2 separate regions of the Homo sapiens genome follow, and region 2 is linked to region 1. Evidence: read pairs that join two places in POLR2A ChIA-PET (ENCODE). Cell type or tissue: GM12878. All regions are shown on one strand. Each heading gives the region's core, and the rest is flanking DNA. Links, peaks and the distances in the headings are about the cores only. Region 1 overlaps P2RX7 (purinergic receptor P2X 7). Region 2 overlaps LOC105378258 (a long non-coding RNA gene).

Region 1 (8,238 bases), core at 1-8,000:
GTCTCAGCCTCCCGAGTAGCTGGGATTACAGGAGCCTGCAATCATGCCCGGCTATTTTTTTTTTTTTTTTGTATTTTTAGTAAAGATGGGCTTTCACCATGTTGGCCAGGCTGGTGTTGAACTCCTGACCTCAGGTGATCCACCCACCTCAGCCTCCCAAAGTGCTGGGATTACAGGCATGAGCCACCGTGCCCAGCCTAAATGAAGGATCTTGAGATGGGAGATTATCCTGGATTATCCAGTTGGTCCTTAAATGCCCCCTCTTGTAAATGCTCTCTCTCTTTGTAAGACAGAGGCAAAGGGAGATTGGACACAGGATAGGGAGTGAAAGTGGCCACTGAGGCAAGATGTTATGCTGCTGGCTTTGAAGAAATGCAAGGAATGCAGCTCCAGAAGGTGGAAAAGCTGAGGAACTGGATTCTCCCTTAAAGTCCCGGAGGGAGCACTGCCCTGGCTCAGGGAAAATCATCTCCAACTTCTGATCTCTGGCAACATAAGCAAATATGTGTTCTTTGAAGCCACTAAGCTTTGATAACTTGCTACAGCAGCCACAGGAAAGGAATACACCAAGTAGCTCTCACTCATAAGGATTGTTTTGGGATTTGACGAGGTATGGTAGGTAAAGTCCTTAGCGTAGCGGGTGGATTTACTAAATGCTCAGTAAATGTGAGCCACATTATGAAGACCCAGTGGCCCGGCCTCTTGGCTGTTTGACATCCTCCATCCCTAGACACACAGCCCCACATCCCAGTGTACAAAGCACCACCAACCTGAATTGCCACATCTGAAAAATTATCGCCTGTTTCTCGGAAGATGTCTCCTAGTCGGAAAATGGGACACTGTGGATTCTGAGTCTTGTGGAAGGTACAAGTGATGTTTAAACCTGGCAGGATGTTTCTCCTGTGCATAATTAAAAGCAAACAAACAAACAAACATCTCGATTGAAAACAGATCTGTCTCTTTCCCAGGAGTGAGCCAGTGTGGTGGAGAGGTTCCATGAAAGCCCCAAATGATCACTGCCTCCTGGGACCCCTGGGCAGTGGCCTCTCACACTGGACCAGGGTTGATCTGTGTGACCAATGGCATATGGCAGAAGTGTTGGGGTCTCCCCCCAAAGACTGTGGCTTCCATCTTGGTTATACTCTTGGTTGCTTGCTCTGTCTCTCTTGGGTCACTTGCTCTGGGAGAAGCCAGCCACCATATACCAAGGATACTCAAGTGGTCTAGGGCGAGGTTCACGTGGTGAGGAACTGAGCTCTCCCACGAGCAACTGTGTGAGAGCTTGGAAAAGTGTTCTCCAGCCCCAGTCAAGCCTAGAAATGACTGCAGCCCTGGTTGACAGCTTGGCTACAACCTGACAGACCTTGAGCCAGAACCACGCAGCAAAGTCATTCCCAGATTCCTGACCCACAGAAACCGTGGGAGACAATAGGCGTTTGTTGTTTCAGGCTTCTGAGGTTTGGGATAATTTATTACTCAGCAGTAGATAACTAAGACAGCCAGGCAGCCTGGGCACTTACGTGGTGTAGTTGTGGCCGGGGAAGTCGATATTGTTCTTGATGAGCACAGTGAAGTTTTCGGCACTGTTCAAGAGAGCAGGCCTGGGAGAGAGACATGCAAAATGGCCATTAGTGACGGGGGGAACCGAGGGAGCCCATGGGCCAGTGGGACCAGAGGCTTCTGGTTTCTTGGCTTGGTCTTTGGGATACATGAAGAGAAATGGATACAGCAAACCTAGTGGGCAAAGCATTCTGAAACTCTCCACAAAGCCCCTCCAGCTCCTCCAAGAAGAATTTCTCCCTTCTTGAGATCTGATATGGTTTGGCTCTGTGTCCCCACCCAAATCTCATCTTGAATTGTAATCCCCATGTGCCAGAGGAGGGGCCTGGTGGGAGGTGACTGAATCATGGGGGCGGACTTCCTCCTTGCTGTTCTTGTGATAGTGAGTGAGTTCTCACGAGATCTGATCATTTAAAAGTGTGCGGCACATCCCCCGAAACCCGCCTCCTGCTCCATCATGGTAAGATGTGTTTGCTTCCCCTTCGCCTTCTGCCATGATTGTAAGTCTCCTGAGGCTTCCTGTTAAGCCTGTGGAGCTGTGAGTCAATTAAACCTCTTTTTTTTCGTAAAGTATTTGGTCTCAGGTAGTTCTTTATTTTTATTTTTATTTTTTTCTGAGATGGAGTCTCACTCTGTCACCCAGGCTGGAGTGCAGTGGCGCGATCTTGGGTCACTGCAACCTCCACCTCCCGGGTTCAAGCGACTCTCCTGCCTCAGCCTCCCGAGTAGCCGGGATTACAGGCGTGTGCCACCACACCTGGCTAATTTATGCATTTTTTAGTAGAGATGGGGTTTCACCATGTTTGCCAGGCTGGTATCGAACTCCTGACCTCAAGTGATCCGCCTGCCTCAGCCTGCCAAAGTGTTGGGATTACAGGCGTGAGCCACCGCACCTGGCTAGGTAGTTCTTTGTGTGAGAATGGACTAACACAAGACCCAGTGGCATTTACTGTGGCACCTCTCACAGTGATGTAATTACACATTCAGGTATGTACAGTGGTTGAGACTTGCTCCGTATCTGGGACTTGTATTTTACCTAAAACTTAGCAAAGTCTCTTATGCGTAGTTACGTATGAAATAAATATCTAACACCTACTACGTGGTGATGGATGTGTTGAATGAATGATTAAACGAACCATCTTAGCTAATTCATATAATATATGAGAAACTGAAGTTCAGGGAGTTGCTTGCCCAGGTCACGTCAAAATCCAGCCCAGAGGCAGGCACACTGGAGATGCAGTTTATTTAATGAGTGAGTTGATAGCAGAGCTGGAACTGAAACTGCAGTCAGTCAAGGGCCGCTTGTCTTGAACAAGGACTACCTGAGTGGAGGCTGCTGTATCTCCCAGAGCTGGGTGATTCCTTCTGTGACAAAGAAATGCCCCTGACCGAGAAATGAACCTGAGTGGAGCTATTAGCGATTGAGAATCATAAGGGGTGATGCTGCTGAGCGCACCCCCCATCCCGGCATTGGGAAACCTTCGCCTGAGCCTTCTACAGGCCAGCTTGGGGCAGTTTTCTCTTTGCCCCACGATGCTGAGGGAATGATCCTGAATCACATCGGTCTAGAACTGCGCTGTCCAATATGGTAGCCACTAGACATGTGTGGCTATTTAAATTTAAATTTAATTAAAAATTCAGGCTGGGAGCAATGGCTCAAACCTGTAACCCCAGCACTTTGGGAGGCCAAGGCAGGAGGATCGCTTGAGCCCAGGAGTTCAAAACCAGCCTGGGCAACATAGCAAAACTCTATCTATCTATCTATCTATCTATCTATCTATCTATCTATCTATCTATCTACCTGTCTATCTATCTATTATCTATTTATCTATCTATCTATCTTTCTATCTATCATCTATCATCTCTTTCAAAAATTCAGTAGTCGCATTTCATGTACTCAATAGCCACATGTACCTAGTAGCTGCCCTATTGGACAGCACAGATACAGAAATTTCCATCACTGCATCAAGTTCAATTGGACAGTGCTGGTCTAGAACCACCACACTTCTAGGGGTAGATTGTGTGTGTGTGTGTGTGTGCGTGTGTGTGTGTGTGTGTGTGTGTGTGTGTAAGCCAGGCATGCATGGGGCTTACCTTACAATAACTGTACAAGTATCATCTCATTTAATCCTTACAACAGCCCTATGAAGTTGGTGAAATTATTATTCTGCTTTTACAGGTGAGGACACTGAAACTCAGAGAGGTTAAGCCATTTTCCCAAGGACACACAGCAAAATGGTGTTAGAGCTAGGAATTGAATCCAGGTCTTTCTAACTATTCTCTGCTGAAATACATCAGCCCTTGTGGCTTCTGAGATTTAACATTGTGACTTTGTGTATTGAAGCGAAGCATCAATACAAGGGACCACCAAATCTGTATGTCATTGTAAGCATTTAATCTGAGAAAACTTCCTTCCCCCCCTCTTTTACCCTCACCCCTTTTGCTTTTTCCTCCCCTTCCCCTTCTCTTTCCTCGCTTCGTCCTTCCCTTCCATCTCCCTCCTTCCTTCCTATCCTTGATCACTCAGTATGGACACTGACAAGTCAGAAGGGATCCTGCTGTGGCACTACAGGAGGGGGTCTGGGGGTACCCTGGAAGATCTGGGGGAAGGAAGGGGCCAGGGACACCCAAGGATGCTCAGGGTAGTAGCTATTTACCAGTTGGTACAGGAGTGTTACAACAGTTTACCAACCACCATGGCCCTCCCAGAGATACTAGTTTGTGCCAAGCAGTGCATCCAGAGCGCAGGGGTCCCCAAGCCGGTAGGACCCAGGACTTTGCAGGGCTGTGCTGAGAGGGGAAGGCCCAAGCAGCCTCGGCAAGGCCTCATCTGGTCGCCGCTGAGGGCCACTGTGTCTGTCTCCCCATGCGACTCACCGGGGGGCCTCTTCCACTGCCTCGATGGGGCACCAGGCAGAGACTTCACAGGTCTTCTGGTTCCCTTCATACACTACACACCTTCCGGTCTGAATTCCTATAGGGGTCAAAGCATCGTAGAACCACAGATGTGAAAGAACTGCGGAGAGGACGTTCTCCAGGAGGGACATCATTAACTCAACCCGGGCGAGAGACTAGGCTTTGACCAGGCTTTCCAACCCACGCAGCTTCAGCTTCCATCAAGCCCATCCTAACCACAACGAACACAAGGCAAGGCAAACAAGCAAAACATAATAAAGATCAGAGAGAACACAGAAAGACTGTGGATTCTGCTGGCTCTTTTGTTTCTTTATAAGAAAAGGTGCCCATGAGGGGAGCGGAACAGGTGTATGCTCTCACTTAGTATAAATGGACTAGAACATGGCCTCTCAAAGGGGCACAAGTCCCTCAAGGGGTACACAGCCTGCCCAGGATGTGCAAAGCCATGAAATCAGCATGGCACATCTTCCTGGAGTGCCAGGATGATTAATCAGTTTCCAAGGGAGAATTAATTAAATAGTGAGCAATGTTAAAATAACTTTTATACTAACTCAAATACACATACAGTATGGAGTAGAATGCAGTAATGGGCATATGCCTTTTTGTGTGTGTTTGCATTATAACCACTGATTTTTTTTTTTTTACTATTTGCAGTATTTTTAAAATTGCCCTGTGCCTTTTTTTTTTTTTTTAAAGGGGTCTCGCTCTGTCACCCATGCTGGAGTGCAGTGGCATGATCTTGGCTCACTGCAACCTCTGCCTTCCAGGTTCAAGTGATTCTCACGTCTCAGCCTCCCAAGTAGCTGGGATTATAAGCGTGTGCCACCATGTCTGGCTGATTTTTGTATTTTTAGTAGAGACGGGGTTTCACCATGTTTTCCAGGCTGTTCTCGAACCCCTGACCTCAAGCATCCATCTGCCTCACCCTCCCAAAGTGCTGGGATTACAGGCACCAGCCTCTGCGCTCGCTGCCCTGTGCCTTTTTAAGTTAAAATGTGAGATAAAGAAATTCTGCAGGTATCGCAATAGCACTGCACTTAGATATAAATAAAATCAAAATCAAAATCAAAATAAAACAGTGCAAAAAATGTTTAAAAAATAAAATAAAATAAAAAACAAAAAAAATTCTGCAGGTTAATATGGGTATTGCTGCCAGGTTCCCTGGGGGTAAAAGTTCATGGTCCTCAACCTTTGAGGAAATTCAGGGGGAAAGTTTAGAATACTCAGATGATGCTATAGGCCATGTGAATTTTCTACCGATTAGAATCCTGAACCTGCTAGGTTTTTAGGAGCTTCTTCTCTCACTGGAAAACTGGAGTCATGTTTACAGTCAGCAGCTGGTCTGCTGGGGACAGAGCCGAAGCATGGGCAGACTCGCCTATGGCTTGGTGATGGTGGAAGAGGGCAGCTGAGAGCAGAGGCTGAAGACCTGACCTGGGCATCACAAATGTCACCAAGATGCCAGACCATCCACCCCTAGGGTCTCGGGAAAAGAAACAGAAGGTACCTTTGCTCTGCGGGTCCATCCATCCCTTTTTACAACCTCGGTCAGAGGAACAGAGCGTCCTGCGGGTGGGATACTGCAGATAGAAGGATGACAGAGTGGGGAGTAAGTGACGTGTGTTACTAAGACGTGGAGAAGTGATTCGATATCCACCAGAATGTGCACACGAATGCTTATAGCAGCACTACTCAGAATCGCCAAAAAAGTGGAAACCACGCAAGTGGCCACTGACGGATGAATGGACAAATAAAATGTGGTACATTCATACACAGAATCTTATTTAGCCATAAGAAGGATGAAGCAATGACACAGGCTACAACATGGATGGACCTGGAGAACATGATGCTGAGTGAAAGAAGACAGACACAAAAGGCCACACCATATACAATTCTATTTATAGGAAATGTCCAGAATAGGCATCTATAGAGACAGAAAGTAGACTGTGGCCAGGGACAGGGGAAGGGGAGAATGGGGAGTGACTGCTACTGGATTTGGGGTTTCCTTTGTAGGTGATGAAAATGTTCTGGGGGCTGGGCGCCGTGGCTTATCACGCCTGTAATCCCAGCACTTTGGGAGGCCAAGGCGGGCAGATCACCTGAGGTCAGGAGTCTGAGACCAGCCTGCTCAACATGGTGAAACCCCGTCTCTACTAAAAATACAAAAATTATCAGATGTGGTGGTGTGCGCCTGTAATCCCAGCTACTAGGGGGGCTGAGGCAGGAGAATCACTTGAACCTGGGAGGTGGAGGTTGCAGTGAGCTGAGATTGCGTCACTGCACTCCAGCCTGGGTGACAAGAGCAAAACTCCACCTAAAAAAAGAAAGAAAGGAAGGAAGGAAGAAAGAAAGAAAAAGAAAGAAAGAAAGGAAAAAAAAAGAAAGAAAGAAGGAAGAAAATATTCTGGAATTAGACGGTGGTGATGGTTGCACAACTCTGTGATTATACTAAAAACCACTGAACCGTATGTACACTTTAAAATGGTGGGGTTTATGGTATGTGAATTATATCCCAATACAAATAAATAAAAATGGGAAAAGCAGAGGTCTGGGAAGCTAGGGATCACTTTCAGGGATGCTGGCTGGGATGGGGGACAGGTGGCTTGGTCCAAGTGGCCCTGTGGCTGAAAGGACTGAGCAGGGCAAACAGGTGCGGAGACTCAGCAGGACACATGGAACTGAGAGACATTGGCCAGGACACTCGCCTGGCCCAAGAAAATGAGACCAGCTGGGTCTCAGGGCTGAAGGACAGAACACGGAAGAGAGAAATGAGCTGCCCTGGTTTATGCATATTTCTCTTCCTGTTTTCTAGGGAGCAGGCTTCATGGCCAGTCTTGGGGAAGCCAGAACATGACATAGGTGTGAAAATGGCCTCTGCTCTTTGTCATCTGTGCAATTTGTGGCTTCTACAGTGATTCAGGTCAAGGACCTAGGTCTTGGACCCAGGTATATCTGGTTCAGCAGTAGCTGCACCATTTTCTAGCTGAGAGACCTTGGCCAGCTCACTGTTCATCTGTAAAAGCAGGGTGAACAGATTTGTCTTTTTTTTTTTTTTTTTTTTTTTGGAGACAGAGTCTTGCTCTGTCGACCAGGCTAGAGTGCAATGGTGTGATCTTGGCTCACTGTAACCTCCACCTCCTGAGTTCAGGCAATTCTCCTGCCTCAGCCTCCTGAGTAGCTGGGATTACAGGCACGCACCACCATGCCTGGCTAATTTTTGTATTTTTAGTAGAGACGGTGTTTCCCCATCTTGGCCAGGCTGGTCTTGAACTCCTGACCTCATGATCTGCCTGCCTCGACCTCCCAAAGTGCTGGGATTATAGGCGTGAGCCATCATGCCCAGCCAACAAATTGTCTTGCCTGGTTGTTGTGAAGATTAAGTGAGTTATGAAAAGAAAGGGTTTAGCACATAGTACATGCTCAATGAATGTTTCTTGTAGTTTTCAAACTCTCTCATGATCTCTTTATTTCCCAGGCTGCCTTGTCACATGGCATGCCGTTGGTCTCCTCCCCTTGTGACTCCCCAGATTAGATTATGAACCCTTTGAATACAGAGCCAAGGTCATATCTTTGCAGCCCAAGTGCCTGGCAAATAGTAGGTCTTGATAGTCATGGAAGGAATGAATGTGTGATCATTCATTGTGGCTCATGGAAAGTTACATTTTCATTATCAACTGGAGATGAATCTCAGGAAAGAAGAGAAATCAGTTTTATTTTGCTCTCCAAAAGGAATTCTAATTTTTTTTTTAAAAAACAGCACAT
Region 2 (8,398 bases), core at 280-8,279, 100 kb after region 1:
GTATGCTCCCAACAAATGGCAAAATCTTATTTTTACCATTAACGAAAAGAAGAAGAAAATCATTCTGGCGTTTTGTTGATGATGGTTGAGATGAGGGCAACTTCGAACTTAGAACCCTGAGTGGAACCGCTTTTTGTTCTTCCTGGGAATACCTGTTGGAAACAAGAATTAAAGAATGTGGTTACAGCCGGACGCGGTGGCTCACACCTGCAATCCCAGTACTTTGGGAGTCCGAGGCAGGCGGATCACCTGAGGTCAGGAGTTCAAGACCAGCCTGGTCAACATGGCGAAACCCTGTCTCTACAAAAAATACAAAAATTAGCCAGGGGCGGTGGCTTGTGCCTGTAATCCCAGCTGCTCAGGAGTCTGGGGCAGGAGAATCATTTGAACCCAGGAGGCAGAGGTTGCAGTGAGCTAAGATCCCACCACCGCACTCCAGCCTGGGCAACGAGAGCGAGACTCTGTCTCAAAAAAAAAAAAAAAAAAAAAAATTAAAAAAAAAAAGAATGTGGTTATTAGAGGCAATTCAGGATTATCCAGGCTTCCCTTGAAGAAACATATGCAAGGCTCTAAAATGGGAGCCAGATGGAAGAAAAAGTTGCAGGCTTACTGGGGAGGTGGGAAACACCCGGATCCCAGTCCCACATGTGACTTGAGAGCTGAGAGGCTGATGACTAGATGCCCTGCTGCCCCAGGGCTCCCTTCTGACTGATATGAAGGCTGGAGATTTTCCCTACACTATCCCTTAGCACCCAGCATGATGCACAAAAAACAGGAATTCAATAAAAAGGTTTGAGATGTGACTCTTGTTTAGGATGTCTTTTGGTCCTCAAGAATCTTCCACAGGAGAAGCCAAGCATGGTGGCATGCACTGTAATCCCAGCTATTCAGGAGGCTGAATGAAGCAGGAAGATCCTTTGAGCCCAGGAATTTGACTCCAGCCTGGGCAACATAGCGAGACGCCCCTCCATCTCTAATAAAAATTTTGAAAAATAAAAAAAAGCATCTTCCACAGCAGAGATTCTTTTTTTTTTTTTTTTTTTTTGAGACGGAGTCTCGCTCTGTCGCCCAGGCCGGACTGCGGACTGCAGTGGCGCAATCTCGGCTCACTGCAAGCTCCGCTTCCCGGGTTCACGCCATTCTCCTGCCTCAGCCTCCCGAGTAGCTGGGACTACAGGCGCCCGCCACCGCGCCCGGCTAATTTTTTGTATTTTTAGTAGAGACGGGGTTTCACCTTGTTAACCAGGATGGTCTCGATCTCCTGACCTCATGATCCACCCGCCTCGGCCTCCCAAAGTGCTGGGATTACAGGCGTGAGCCACCGCGCCCGGCCCAGAGATTCTTTTTTTATTTTTTTGAGACAGAGTCTGACGCCCAGGCTGAAGTGCAGTGGCACGATCTTGGCTCACCGCAACCTCTGCCTCCCCAGTTCAAGCGATTCTCCTGCCTCAGCCTCCCGAGCAGCTTGGATTACAGGCGCCCACCACCACGCCTGACTAATTCTTTTGTATTTTTAGTAGAGATGGGGTTTCACCATATTGGCCAGGCTGGTCTCAAACTCCTGACCTCAAGTGATCCACCCGCCTCAACCTCCCAAAGTGCTGGGATTACAGACATGAGCCATCGTGTCCGGCCCCATAGCAGAGATTCTTAACTTGGGGTCCAGGAAGCCCCTGAAATTGCATGCAAAATATTAGCATTAACATGTTTTTTAGAGGGAGGGCCCCTTGCATTCATCATTTTCTCTGGTGCTCACAAGACTTCAAAATGTTAAGAAACACTGGGGTAAATGAAGAAGCAAGCACCTCCAGGAAGGAGGTCCCGCACCACCATGCACAGAGTGTCTGCAATGCAGAACCAGAGAGGACCTTTGGGATGGTCCACTGTGGTTGAGCCACCATACTCAAAGATGGGGACCCTTGATAGATGCCTTGACGAAGCAAGCAGAAGGTCACCAGGAAGTTCTCTGTCCTCCACCATCTATCCGTTTTATGGACTAAAAAATAGTCACAAGATTGAAGTGCTTTTGCTTCCTAGGAAACATGGTGTCATTCATTCATTTATTCAGCCAACATTAACTGAGGCCCCATTGTGTGCCAAGAAATGTGCTAGACCCTGGGACCACGTGCTTCTCACGCTGAAGATTCCCAGTAGAGAAGACACATAACAAACTGCCCGTAGAATGGGGCTGCCTTATTCATTTATGTATTCTCCAAGCCTCGCCCAGTGCCCAGCACGTAGTAGGAGCTCAATAAATAATAAGTGCCTTGGGCAGTAAGATAATGTCGTGGGTAAACCTCTGGCATTTAGAATCAGAGAACCTGGGTTTGAATCACAGCTTGTCCACTTCTTTGGTGTGTGACTCTGGGCAGGCCACATCATCTTGCTGAGACTCGATTTCTTCATAATGTAACATGGTGTGAACCTGCATCACAGAGTCTTGTGGGGATTATGGGAACTAAACTGTGAAAAGAGGCTGGGTGTGGAGGCTCGCGACTCTAATCCCAGCACTTTGGGAGGTCAAGGCAGGCGGATCACTGGAGCCCAGGAGTTTGAGACCAGCCTGGGCAGCATAGCAAAACCCCATCTCTACAAAAAAAAAAAGTACAAAAATTAGCCAGGCTCAGTGATGCATACTTGTAGTCTCAGCTACTCAGGAGGCTGAGGTGGGAGAATCACTTGAGCCTGGGAGGTGAGGTTGCAGTGAGCCCAGATCATGCCACGCACTCCAGCCTGGGTGACAGAGCCAGATCCCATCTCAAAAAAAATAAAGAATAAAATAAACTGTGTAGAGAGCCTGGTATACACGAAGTGCTTGATAAGTATAGCTATTGGAGTTAATATCAATACCATAATGTCAAAGAGCCCTGGTAAACACTCTGGGCTCCTGTCTGCCTTCTGAAAAACAAGGATTAAGCAGATCCCCTCTGTCTCTTCTGTACTAGGATCCTAGGAACTACAAATGGTGATTGTTTTAGGTGGGTGTGGAGCATCATCTTGTGGAAGAGAGGAAAATTGACAAAAATGTCGCAGTTTCCTATTAAGAATATATATTGGAATTCACAGTTTTTAAAATATGAGTACATATACCAAAAATGCCCTAATGCAAGGTGATCCCCAAATCCAATCAATTTTTCCAATGGACTAATAACAAATATTTGCCAGGGAGAAAATAAAAATGTGTTTGAGAATCACATGGATCAATGGGGAAAAACATAAAAATAAATGAAAAATAAAAATATGTTGGCATAGCCCTAATTACATAAGCTTAAGGGAAATCAAATATGCACTTCCAATATTTCGTTAATTTATTTAGATACAGCTATACATTTGTATATGTTATGGGGTAATATACAAATATTACTCTTTTCCACTTTCAGTTTTCAAAAAGATTTTGTAACTCAAGCTCTTCACAGGCATCTCCCACTTAGTGGTTTTCCCTCTCCAAGGCAATTTTTGAATCTTCTAAGCCTGTGTTTCAGGGCTCAGTATTTTTTACTCTGTTAAGCAGAGTGAGAGACAGGCTGTCATGAATCTGGACATTTTTATTTTTAATTTTTTTTAGACAGGGTCTCATTCTGTTGCCCAGGCTGGAGTGCAGTGGTTTGATCACAGCTCACTGCAGCCTCGACTTCCCAGGCTCAGGTGATCCTCCCACTTCAGCCTCCCTAGTAGCTACGGGCACATGCCACATGCCCGGCTAATTTTTTTGTATATTTTGTAGAGATGGAGTTTTACTATGCTGCCCAGGCTGGAAATCTGGACATTCTTAACAAACCTCAGTGACATATTTATGCGTTGTTAGGGCATTTTTAAAATGCATCCTATAGGTGCATACTTATGGCCTCCACAGTATCAATGTGGGATTTACTTTCTTTCCTTTTTTTTTTTTTTTTTTTTTTTTTTTTTTTTTTTTGAGACAGTCTGGCTGGAGTGCAGTGATGCCATCTCGGCTCACTGCAACCTCCGCCTCTGGGGTCAAGTGATTTTCCTGCCTCAGCCTCCCAAGTAGCTGGGATTACAGGCGCCTGCCACCACGCCTGGCTAATTTTTTTGTATTTTTAGTAGAGACGAGGTTTCATCATGTTAGCCAGGCTGGTCTCAAACTCCTGGCCTCAAGCGATCCTCCCGCCTCGGCCTCCCAAAGTGCTGGATTACAGGCGAGAGCCACCGCGCCTGGTCGCTAGTTGAGATCTTTAAAAGCCAATGTGTCTACCACAAACTGTCAGTTTGCTCTTCAAAATGAAGTTCTTGAGAGAACAGCGCCCCCTAAAGACAATTTTTTAAAAGATTACCTCCTTCCTGTGGATTATTGGTGAGGGGATAGGGGAGACCTAAATATACGCAACAAAACAAGTAGTAAAGGGGTGAGTATGTCTTTGCTTTTAGAAAATAAAGAGTCAATCCCAGGCCCCAGGACTCCCGGGGCTCAGCCCAAGCCCCCATCCCCTCACCCCAAGGAGCCAGCACCTTCTGATTCCGGGGCAGACACTACTGAGTTCCCGTAGGGAGACAAGGTCTGCTCCTGCAGCAGGAAATAGGGGATGGAGAGGTGGGGGCAGCCCAGCTCCAGGACACCCTGGGAAACTCCCAGCCTGAGAACCTTCCTCTCAAGGAAGCCCAAGGGGCACTTGGCTCCATCTCCAGCCTTTTTTCCTGGCAACCTCAAATGGAAAGAGAAAATTCCTCTTTCAAAGCTCAGCAAATTTTCTGTTTCCAATTAAAACAAAACAAAACAAAACAAAAAAACCCAAACAAACAAAACAAAGTTCAGTTTCAGTTTCCATTCTCAGCCGGCAGGAGAGATGGCTGCTGAACTAAGGCAGCCCAGCAGAGGGAGGCTCAGCTGATGCCTGGAGGGCCCCCTAGCCCTCTCTGCACCCTAAAAAGAGGAAAGTAAGCTTAGTGATTCTTCCGTCGGTGGCTCACGCCTGTAATCCCAGCACTTTGGGAGCCCAAGGCGGGCAGATCACCTGAGGTCAGGAGTTTGAGACCAGCCTGGCCAACATGGTGAAACCCCGTTTCTACTAAAAATACCAAAAATACCAAAAATTAGCCGGGCGTGGTGTCAGGTGCCTGTAATCCCAGCTACACAGGAGGCTGAGGTGGGAGAATCCCTTGAACCCGGGAGGCAGAGGTTGCGGTGAGCTGAGATCACGCCATGGGTGACAGAGCAAGACTCTGTATCAAAAAAAAAAAAAAAAAGAAAGAAAAAGGGCAGCTAACTCTCTCTCTAACCCACACCATCTCCCTGCCCTTCTGCAGTTCTGTGGCCTACTGGACAAAGGCTGGGAGTTGCCCCTTACAGGGCTGGGCAGAAGCAGAGACGATTCATTCCTGGTCCCACAGAGATGGCAGGCTTCCAGGACCTGTATGACACCCCTGGGGACAGGCTGGATGTCTTCATAAAACATCCTTCCAGTCTGCCTTCGTAAAACAGCCTCCAGCCCCAGGGAGACTGGAAGGATGAAGTGAAGGATGCCGGGCATTGAACTGAGCAGTTCTTGAGGGATCAGTTCTTCTATAATGAGCTGATTCTGGACCAGGAAGTCAGGGTGCTGAAGATGGCAAAGGTGAGCACTCAGGAACCCCCGGGGTTCAAATCCCAGCTCTGCCCTGTGGGACTGTGGGGCTGTGGGATAGGTAAGGGATGAGTTATTTTGTCTCTCTGAGCATCGGTCTCTTCCTCTCTAAAACCGGTTTCTAATGAACAATAAATGGGATAAAGCATAGAAAAGTGCTCTTAAGCAGTAAACTATTCTACAAATCTGGATGATGATGATGATGATGATGATGATGATGATGATGATTTGGGATCCAGCTCTCTAAGTGCCAGGGAATCAAGTGGACTATGGGTAGCAGGTTTGTATAAAATTTATGCCTTTTGGCCAGGCACAGTGGCTCACACCTGTAATCCCAGCACTTTGGGACGCTGAGTGGGGAGGATCACTTGAACCCAGGAGTTCAAGGCCAGCCTGGGCAACATTGCAAGACCTCATCTCAATTATTTAAAATTTTAAACTTTTTTATATATTATTTAAAAAAAATTTTTAAAGAAATTAAAATAAAATTTATGCCTTTTGTTTCCTCTTTAACCAGCCCCACTTAACCCCTAAAGTCATCAAGATCATCTATATTTTCCTTCTAAAATGGCACTGACTGGCCGGGCGCGGTGGCTCACGCCTGTAATCTCGGTACTTTGGGAGGCCAAGGCAGGCGGAACACGAGGTCAGGAGATCGAGACCATCCTGGCTAACATGGTGAAACCCCGTCTCTACTATAAAAATACAAAAAAAAACTTAGTCAGGTGTGGTGGCAGGCGCCTGTAATCCCAGCTACTCGGGAGGCTGAGGCAGGAGAATGGTGTGAACCCGGGAGGCAGAGCTTGCAGTGAGCTGAGATCACGCCACTCCAGCCTGGGTGACAGAGTGAGACTCGATCTCAAAAAAAAAAAAAAAAAGTAAAAAAATAAAATGGCGCTGACTGATTTTGTTAGAAACTACCTAGCAATTAGGTAATATCAGAGGGTACTCTCTGGGTTCAGAGGGTTTGTTAGAGGCTGACCATGGAATCAAATACGTATTTATAGCATGGTTTCCCCTGGGAAAGTACTAAACTATAGTTCAACTTTTAACATATCACCCTAAATCAAAAATGCCTTAACCATAAATCTAGATTTGGTTTATTTTGCTAGAATGAAAGACATCTAACATTATCTTAAGCAAATCAGACTTCACCTGGGAGTGGCAATGGCTGCCGAGAATACGACTGAAAAGGAAGGAAATGCAGCTTTAATGAATCTTCAGGCCAGGCACAGTGGTTCTCGCCTGTAATCCCGGCACTTTGAGAAGCCAATGTAGGCAGATTGCTTGAGCCCAGGAGCTCAAGACCAGCCTGGGCAACATCACGAAAACTTGTCTCTACAAAAAGCACAAAAAAATTAGCCAGGTATGGTAGCATCCACCTGTGGTCCCAGCTACTCGGGAGGCTGAGGTGGGAGGATCACTTGAGGCCAGGAGGTCGAGGCTGCAGTGAGCTGTGGTCATGCCGCTGCACTGTAGCCTGGGTGACAGTGTCTCAAAAAAAGAATCTTTAAATACGGAGTCGAAGGCAAATAATCAGGAGTGTTACTAGCAAACCCTGAGCTTCAAAACAGAAATTCGAGCTTCCATGGTTGCTTAAAAAGATACAACTTTGCCCTTCTGGCTTCTGGCTCGTCCACACATCTGCATGTGCCCTAAGGTCCCTCTGCTGCAGAGCTCTGGCAGCATCTTTGCTTTCCAGATCCAAAACAAAAACACAAAGAAAAGGGGAATCCCGATCAGAACCAGAAATAGAATGCGTATTCTCTTAAGAATGGGTTCGAGGGTGTTCAAGTACTTTAACATATGTTATAATAAAGTTCTTCTACTGATTGAAAGGCACTGTCTTGATGGGAGGCGCACCATTCATATGATCTCAAACACTCACAACGTGAAGTTCCTATTCCCGCCTCTACGGGGATGTGTTTCAAATGGAGACTATTTGTCTGTATAAGAAAAAAATGCATTTTACCTTTCCTCTTGCTCTCTCAACCATCTCTATTTCCAGAGGTGGAAACGCCCCTAGAATACCTATTTCCACCAGTTTTGACCAGCACAGAAAATGCCTACAACAAAGTTATCTATAGAGCTAGAGATCCTGTCTGAATAAACATCGGTAAACAAGCAACAAGAAGGACTTTGTTTCTGTATTGGGAAGAAGGGAGTACATTGCATATAATTCAACATTTGCTTGAGCTTTTCAAGCACTAAGTTTTCTTCCTTTCTGGTTTTTTTTTTCTTTTTTCTTTTTTTTTTTTTTGAGACAGTATTGCTCTGTTGCCCAGGCTGGAGTTCAGTGGTGGCACAATTTCGGCTTACTGCAACTTCCACCTCCCAGGTTCAAGCAATTCTCGTGCCTCAGCCTCAGCCTCCCAAGTAGCTGGGATTACAAGCACGCAACACCACGCCTAGCTAATTTTTTTTTTCTTTTTTTGTGTTTGTAGAGATGGGGTTTCACCATGTTGCCCAGGCTGATCTTGAACTCCTGAGCTCAGGCAATCCACTCGCCTCGGCCTCCCAAAGGGCTGGGATTACAGGTGTGAGCCACCATACTCGGCCTTTAAGTTTTCTTTTCTTTCTTTTTTTTTTTTCTTGAGAGAGAGTCTCACTCTGTCACCCAGGCTGGAGCGCACTGGCATGATCTCGGCTCACTGCAACCTCCTTCTCCCATGTTCAAGCAGTTCTCCTACCTCAGCCTCCCGAGTAGCTGGGATTACAGGCATGCACCACCACACCTGGGTAATTTTTTATATTTTTAGTAGAGACGGGCTTTCACCATGTTGGCCAGGCTGGTCTCAAACTCCTGACCTCAGGTG

The links. ChIA-PET counts read pairs that join two places held together with the same protein. Peaks named below come from ENCODE experiments on the same cell type or tissue, not always from the same donor. Only the 100,000 strongest peaks of a DNase experiment are listed, where the experiment ranks them.
Region 2: POLR2A ChIA-PET joins it to region 1 with 11 read pairs; 3 of 35 experiments call an interaction of 5 or more read pairs at or near these places.

The regions. Positions count from the first base shown.
Region 1 is chr12:121,158,720-121,166,957 of GRCh38, reverse strand. P2RX7 (purinergic receptor P2X 7) reads right to left here. Exons shown (of 13, transcript NM_002562.6): 4 at 5,984-6,056; 5 at 4,438-4,534; 6 at 1,521-1,601; 7 at 771-900. All of the region lies in intron 2 of LOC105370032 (a long non-coding RNA gene), which reads left to right. Among named protein-coding and RNA genes, the nearest start is that of P2RX7, 30 kb to the right of the region's middle. In GM12878, for the core only: no CTCF peak of the experiment used is centred there; a DNase peak (open chromatin) is centred at 7,347.
Region 2 is chr12:121,056,624-121,065,021 of GRCh38, reverse strand. It overlaps LOC105378258 (a long non-coding RNA gene), which reads left to right. Exons shown (of 4, transcript XR_007063492.1): 4 at 5,266-5,732. It also overlaps the pseudogene OASL2P. Among named protein-coding and RNA genes, the nearest start is that of OASL, 22 kb to the right of the region's middle. RefSeq lists enhancers at 4,441-4,620, 4,641-4,810, 4,931-5,020. In GM12878, for the core only: CTCF peaks have their summits at 2,991, 4,272 and 4,833 (motif pointing right); DNase peaks (open chromatin) are centred at 4,291 and 4,771; H3K4me3 peaks cover 972 bases; H3K27ac peaks cover 1,440 bases.